Regions from separate parts of the Homo sapiens genome. Here all the other regions are linked to region 3. A link is a loop called in an ENCODE intact Hi-C map of the cell type or tissue named here. Cell type or tissue: heart left ventricle. All regions are shown on one strand.

Region 1 (2,500 bases), 170 kb before region 3:
GGCTGGATGCAGTGGCTCAAATCTGTAATCCCAGCACTTTGGGAGGCAGAGGCGGGCAGATCACCTGAGGTCAGGAGTTCGAGACCAGCCTGGGCAACGTGGTGAAACCCCATCTCTACTAAAAATACAAAAAAATTAGCCGGCTGTGGTGGCGTGCACCTGTAATCCCAGCTACTCGGGAGGCTGAGGCAGGAGAATGGATTGAACCCAGGAGGCGAAGGTTGCAGTGAGCCAAGATCGTGCCACTGTATTCCTGCCTGGGTGACAAGAGTGAAATTCTGTCTCAAAAAAAAAAAAAAAAAAATGCCTGGAAAACTCATTACAGAAGTTTCCACTGTAGTAAAATTTGTTGAAATAAGTTGCACTCAATCATGTAAAAATGTGGCTCCTTGGGACTATCTGAACGGAATGTTGTAAGTGAAACACCCTCACCATAGTCACTATCCTGTTATCAAGAATTCTGGATCTTAAGGAAGTGCTTGTTTTGTCAAAAATGTGACACTAAGACTTTTCACCCCTATAGAAAAACCTCAACCCTGGCCTGGCGTGGTGTCCCACCCCTGTGATCCCAGCACTTTGGGAGGCCGAGGCCGGTGGATTACTTGAGGTCAGGAGTTCAAGACCAGCCCGGGCAACATGGTGAAACCCCGTCTGCACTAAAAACACAAAAATTATCTGGGCTTGGTGGCCTGTGGCTGTAATCCCAGCTATTCGTGAGGCTGAGGCTAGAGAATCGCTTGAACCCAGGAGGCGGAGGTTGCAGTGAGCTGAGATCGCGCCATTGCACTCCAGCCTGGGCGACAGAGTGAGACTCCGTCTAAAACAACAACAAGCAACAACAACAACAAACTTCAATTATGTTTGGAAAGAAGTGCTAATTTAATTTGGCAAAGATGAAGACAGCAGTCATAAAGCAAAACATTCGGTCTCAGGTTGGGTGGATTCCCACCTAGTTGACGAGGCCAGCTGCAGATTCAGGTGGGATCACCTGATGATCTTTATCAATGCCATTTCTTTCTCTGGATCCTTATTACTGACATTAGCAAGGGCTTTCAGCTGCCCAGAAGATGTTCTTTGCAGACATTTGCTCTCCCGGGCTGCCAGCAGGCTTTACAAATTTAAAACTTTCAGTGTAGGAACCCAGCCTCCGTCGTCCTTCCCCTCCAAAGTTAAGAGATCTGCTCTAAGGGTTCCTGAGGGGTGGTCTGGGGCCATGGGAACAGGATCAAGGCCCCCTGAGCGCCGGGCCTGGCTTCTGTGGCTTCGCAAACTTTTCAGCCTGTGTGCCACGGCGACGCGCAGCGGCTGAGTCGGAGCCCACGCGGCGCGCGCCTCCCGCGAGGAACTTTTCGGCTTGTAGGCTGCTTGTCACTCTCGCTTTCCGACGCGCCTCCCCCTGGCTCGCGCTCCCGGAGTTCCCTCCCCTCCTGGCGAGGACCTTTCCCGGCGCCCGCGGCTCCGATCCCCGCCGCGCTGCGCCCGCTCTCCCGGCCCCGGCTGCCCCGCTGAGGGCTCCCCTCTCCCAGGCACCGCAGCCGCGCCCCCGCGTCCCGCCTCCCGAGCGGCTCGCTTCGCCCGATGCCCCGGCCCCGTCCCGCGCACTGAGCGCCTGGCAGCAGGGCGCCGAGTCCCGGGGCGCTGCGGGGCGCTGCGCCGAGAACGGCCGGGCCTGAGCCCTGGGCGGCCCCCAGAGCCGATCAGAGCGCGGGGAGGCGGGGGCGAGGAGGAGGGGACCCGCCGCCGGGGGCTGGCTGCTTCGCTCCGAGCCGACTTTTCGCCAATGGTCCAAAGGGACATGTCCAAGTCGCCTCCCACAGCGGCGGCGGCGGTGGCGCAGGAGATCCAGATGGAACTGCTAGAGAACGTGGCTCCCGCGGGGGCGCTCGGAGCCGCCGCACAGGTAGCGAGAGCGCGGCGCCTTCTCCTTCCTTTGTGAGCCGCCGGGCAGGGCACCGACCTCGGGTTCTCCCGGCGCCTCCACTGCAGGGATCTCTAGCCTCGCACCTCCTCCCCTCGTCGCCTGCCCACCCTCTGCTCCTCTCCTGGCGCCGGGGACCCTGCCCCTTTGCGCCTTTTCCTGGCTCTGCCTCGGCTTCCATTTTTCTCTGCTTCCGAAAAGCCAGTGGGGAAGGGCGGGGGAGACCTGCCAGTCCTCCCAGACTTCTCCCGGGTTGCTCCAGCTGGCCCTCCTCGCCCCTTCCCGGGAGAGGCACATGGAGAGACATGAATCAGGGGAGTGGACTGGACCTGCTGAAGATCGTGAGTCCGGGTGGGCGGGAGGGGGCCCGCTTCCCGCAGCGCTTTCTACGATGCCGACTCTCCTGGCCACGCTCCGAGCCGGGGTGGGCGTGGGTGTGAGGATGATGGGGTGCAGGTGGGCAGGAGGGGAGCGAATATGGGGGTGCCCTGCCGGATCCCCCCAGAGCTGCCCGGACCACGCTGCGCACCTGGGGCTGACAGCTCTCCAGTCCCCTCGGGCACTTGCCAAGGTTTGCCTGTC
Region 2 (2,500 bases), 160 kb after region 3:
TACCTCTACAAATATCATATACTACTCAAGCAACATCCTAACATCACTAGGCATTTGTTTTCTGTTTAACTGCCTTTGGAAGACCTGCATGTAAAGTAACAAATATGTCTCACCCCAGACGTGTTCAACTCCCGTATCTCCCTTTTTCATTACAGTCATCTCTCTGGCTCCTTCACTGCCCCCATTCCTATCCATCTGCTCTTTGATGTCATATGCACCTTACAGGTTTCAGTTTCTCTTCCCGGCTTTGCTTTCTTTTCTGCTTGTCTTGAGCCCCATGGTTGACTAGCTGAAGCATTCTCGAATAAGGAGTCTCAATTCCTTTAATATCCGGCCCACTTTTCTTCTTTTTTTTTTTTTTTTTTTTTTTTTTTTTTTTTGACATGGAGTCTCGCTCTGTCACCCAGGCTGGAATGCAGTGCTGGGATCTCGGCTCACTGCAACCTCTACCTCCTGGGTTCAAGTGATTCTTTTGCCTCAGCCTCTCGAGTAGCTGGGACTACAGGTGCACGCCACCATACATGGCTAATTTTTGTATTTTTAGTACAGATGGGGTTTCACCATGTTGGCCAGGCTGGTCTTGAATTCCTGACCTCAGGTGATCCGCCCGCCTTGGCCTCCCAAAGTGCTGGGATTACAGGCATGAGCCACTGTGCCTGGCCCCCAGCCCATTTTTCTACGCTTCTTGCCTACCTTGGTTCCATGATAAAAGCCACCTCCTTAGCCTGTTAACCCATACAATGGAGGTTTAGGGAGTGGGTGGAAGAGCTTTAGTGTCTTTGGTTTAAATTTAGGTCTGTTTTAAAATTGTGTCTGATACAACCACATCTCCTTAATAAACGTATTGGTTTACTATTTTCAGTTCAGTCTTTAGAAAACAAGCAGCCTTTCAGGAAGAATTTCAGAGAGGTTTGGTTCTCAAATTTTGTGTGCTTCTAAATATTCTTTATACCTTGCTTCAAAATGTAGCTACCTGAGCTCACCTTTCTGTAGCCATTTCAGTTTATTAGGTTTGGGGTGAAATGTGCCATTTGTATTTTCAACAAGCCCCACCCCAGCTGCTGAAAATGATGCAAAATCAAATTTGAGCATCGCTGCTGTAGAATACATTCTCTCTTTCTTCCAATGGAGAGTTCCATTCCTGAATGTGGGATATGTTGAAATGGTGCAGCCAAATTTGCATTGTTGTTCGGTAATATCAGTGGTTCTTAATCAAAGACATGTATGAGAATCAACTGTGGTGCTTTTGAAGGTCATCACTAAAAATTGTCCACGCTTTAGCTCCACCCACTGGCAATTCTGTGAAATACTTTTCAGGTGGGGCCCCGCTCGCCTGTTAACGTATCACAGGTGATTTCTACTTGGTATAATATGGTATGACCCATCTGCAGTGGAAACAAATGCCTGTTTTGGATAGGAGTATTTCAATTCAAGTTAATATGAATTGATAAATACACAGGTAATATTTGGGTTGTTATTCAAAGAACTTATAAAAGTCATATCTTGTAAAAGTCTATAGATTTATTACAGCCTTTTAAAAAATATTGCCAGGCCCCAAGCCCTGAAAATATGTTGCGCTTGCTCCTTCCCTTACTGAAATCACATTTAAATTCAGAATCACCAGTGCTAGTTTACTTTCAGTTCAAGACAGCAAGCCTGAAAATAGCCTTAATGACGCATGCAGAGCATTTTCCTAGGAACAGACTCTGGACTTATTAGTGTCTGGAGCCATCAGTCAATACTTTTCTGGTGCACTGGTGTGTTAGTAAGGGATGCCAGAAATGCGTGCCTTCTCTTATCAGTCACCCGGAGAATTCACGTAACTTGCTTTAAATAGCCGAAGTGAAGAAGGAGATTGACTTTACAGTTGTGTTTGCTTCTTTAAAAAATATACTTATCTTTTCCTAGCTGTAAAATAGCAATCGAAAACTGCCATCTAAAGTGAAAAATAATTCCCTAAGGTTTCAATAGGGTTTTTCTTGTATCAGAACCAGGGCCAGGGTGTAACTGGATTTAAGTGCCAGACAAGGAGCTAGAAGCTGCAGGTGCAGCTCCCCGCCACGCTGCTCTCTGTGACCTTGAGTGAGACACAAAATTGCTGGGCTTCCGTTTTTCATTTTAAAATGCGAGGGTTGGATTTGCTCGCTAAGAGCTCTTTTATCTCTAATAGTTAAGATGATGGAACATGATGTTTTGAGATGTTTTGCTGAAATTTCTCACATAGAAAATGGGCCTTCTGAAAACATATAATTATAGTTTTGGGTAGGAAGAAGCTGTCATGGTGGCGAAGGGGAACATTGCAAATCTGAACATGACCGCAGCTGGCGGGAGAATAATGTGTTAGAATTGAAAGGCACCCTGCAGACTTGCTGTTTAATGTACAAAGAAGCCTAGGGCCGGAGGGGCAGGGGGACTCTCAGGGACAGTGGAATCTGGCTCAACGGTCACCCTCTGGTAGCAAGCAAGACCTGTCTCTGTGACAGGTCTCAATCAATGGAGA
Region 3 (2,500 bases):
AACCGCCTGGTAGGGACCCCTACAGTCACCTGACTTAGGAAGTGTGTTACTCTTGGGGATGGAGCACTTCATTTCTTTTACTCCTGGGCAGAGCTGACTTTTCTTCTCCAATGATAGTCCCCTTCTATACTTCTGGGTATGTCAGTATTTACTTTAAACTACTCTATTCCTCTTTCAATCCCACACCTTTTGAAATGCATTTATATATTTGATGCTTCTTATCTTTTTTAAGCCTGTAAGTTGTCTGACTAACAGAAATTTCCCAAGTAGGTAAATCTTAGGAAACAAATTAAAATGATAAATATGGTGAAATTTAAGACCTTCTAAATGATTAATAAAGTATATAAAATTCATAAGTTTGCAACTTAAAATCTCAAATCTAAACCAACTACTCAGTCACACATTTTAAATTGGAATTAAATGACTGATCTGTTTCTATTGAGCCGAACTCTCTTAAACACTAAAAATATGTAAAATGTGAAATATGCACAAGCTCCTTTACATAAAAAAATATTATTTATATTTGTTTAGTCATTGAAATAGCTCTGCTTTTAATTATAAATTTTTCTGGACTTGCCCACAAAGGAATAATTTATATCATCCTAGCTCAGCCAGTTAAGATTATATAACAGCCAGAAATATTGGCCCAGATGCTGAATAAATCCTTGTCGATGACTATAAGGAGATACACAGAGCTCTGTTAAGGTCACTGTATCAGTGTCCTTTAAGTGTGTGTGTTTGAAGGTGTGGGGTGGCAGGATGCAGGGAGGAAGAGCTGTGATAGCCCAGGTCATTCAGATCCCTAATCTGCTCTTTTCTGTCTTCATACACTGAATTAGATTTGGCCTTTCTTTAGCTTTTAAGATTTATGTGTGCCTTTTCCATCTAACTCTAAATACCTTTGATAAGTCCTGTCTCCTTTGCCTGTATTTTTTAACACTTAGGACTACAGAACTCTTGGGGGCGGGGGCATTCAAATGGCATCCAGAGTTTTAGTGCGTTCTCCTGACATTGACTTTTTTAGCCACATTTCAAGGTCATGCTACTGACGATTACGGACCAAGAGAAGAGCAAGTGACTGCTGACCTCTAGAGGATACTCAATGCAATAAATGATTGTTTTTCTGTGCTAATAATAGCACTGACATCATATGGTTGTAATAAATTTGAACAGGATGATTGAAGCAAATGTACAGCGCCTAGCATGCACTAAGAATTTGGTGACTGTGATCATTTTTTATAGTTGCATTTAGATAAAGAACTGTCCCTAAAAATTATTCATCGTTAGATGAGAAAGAAACCTTTAAGCAGATATTTAGATAAGGGGTGTTTTCTTTTATATCTCCAGTATATTCCCACTAGCACTGAGCAATATTTTATGAATCTAGTATCGCAAAAACAGTTTAGATTTATAGCAGGTTCTCAGCCTCAGCACCGTGGCCATTTGGGGCTGGATATCTCGTTGCCGTGGAGCCGTCGCGTGCATGGTAGGATGGTTAGCAGCGTCCCTGGCCCCTACGTACTAGACGCCAGAAACACTCCTCTCCAACTGTGACAACCAAAAATGTCTCCAGAACCTGCCAGATGTCTCCTGGGAAAGGCAAAATTACCACCATTTTATAACCATGCCAATTGCTGTGTATTTTTTTAAATCTGTTTTCCTATTTGCTTCTCTGAACTCAGTTCCTATCTTTGGAGCTTTCTATCTTTTGACCTAAAAGTGGCATGGAATATCTCAACACTTCCTTTTCCTCCCCAGCTCGGGGTCTAAAGAGGAGAATGTAATTAAGATTAAATCCAAAGCTTTATTTAAATAAATAATCAATCTATTAAGGGGAAAATATGCTCCACTAAAGCCATAAAGCCATCGGCTATCACTCCTTCTTGTGAGCCTGACTTGCTTTTTCGGTTTGTCGCTGGTTAAGAGAATTGCAGATGTATTCCATTGAGGAAAGCGGTATGTTCCCACACTAGCGAAAAACATTGTATTCTTCTAGTTAATCATTTTCAAAGAGCTGTTTCTATTTCTGGTTACTACAAAAATAATGGCCTGCAGGTCATCTATTTATGATCAAGTAAATTCCGCTTCATTGAAATGTTGTAGACTTTAGAAGAAAGAAAGAAAACACACTAAAGGCTTCTGGACAGTCAAATATTTTAACTTGGAGTGTGAAACACTAAATTAATCACACAGTAACTTCAGGCTGTTATTAGCCTTTTATGGTCAATGAATATTGATTGTTGAGTGAATCAATGATTGGACACACGTATACATGGATTTTATCACTTGGAAACTCTATAATTATCATACTAAATTCCCGATATTGTGGTTAATAGCTTTCTAGAAAAAAGAGTTGTTATAAAACCATAATGTATTACTGTTAAAAGTTGGGATTCGGGGAAAAGTAAGAGCTGTATAATTAATCCACCTATCAAAAAATAATCCTAATTAATATTTTTATTGTTAGTGAATTTGAATGTTAGTTGAATTGTTCATTTTG

The links. Hi-C counts contacts between places; a loop is a spot of excess contacts. Peaks named below come from ENCODE experiments on the same cell type or tissue, not always from the same donor. Only the 100,000 strongest peaks of a DNase experiment are listed, where the experiment ranks them.
Region 1: a loop joins it to region 3, with 4 times the contacts of the local background. A loop is called at or near these places in 5 of 110 quality-filtered maps.
Region 2: it touches region 3 in a loop (2.0-fold over the local background); 6 of 110 quality-filtered maps call a loop at or near these places.

What each region holds. Positions count from the first base shown.
Region 1 is chr10:18,138,957-18,141,456 of GRCh38, forward strand. It overlaps CACNB2 (calcium voltage-gated channel auxiliary subunit beta 2), which reads left to right and starts at 1,468. Exons shown (of 14, transcript NM_201596.3): 1 at 1,468-1,900. The coding sequence starts at 1,781. In heart left ventricle, a CTCF peak has its summit at 1,317; DNase peaks (open chromatin) are centred at 1,405 and 1,785; H3K4me3 peaks cover 1,607 bases; H3K27ac peaks cover 1,208 bases; H3K27me3 peaks cover 835 bases.
Region 2 is chr10:18,471,875-18,474,374 of GRCh38, forward strand. The region is part of intron 3 of CACNB2 (calcium voltage-gated channel auxiliary subunit beta 2); the gene reads left to right. Among named protein-coding and RNA genes, the nearest start is that of CACNB2-AS1, 66 kb to the right of the region's middle. RefSeq lists an enhancer at 120-339. In heart left ventricle, a CTCF peak has its summit at 1,267 (motif pointing left); no DNase peak of the experiment used is centred here; H3K4me3 peaks cover 533 bases; H3K27ac peaks cover 2,402 bases.
Region 3 is chr10:18,311,850-18,314,349 of GRCh38, forward strand. The region is part of intron 2 of CACNB2 (calcium voltage-gated channel auxiliary subunit beta 2); the gene reads left to right. Among named protein-coding and RNA genes, the nearest start is that of CACNB2-AS2, 52 kb to the left of the region's middle. In heart left ventricle, CTCF peaks have their summits at 1,084 (motif pointing left) and 1,286; no DNase peak of the experiment used is centred here; H3K4me3 peaks cover 499 bases; H3K27ac peaks cover 2,500 bases.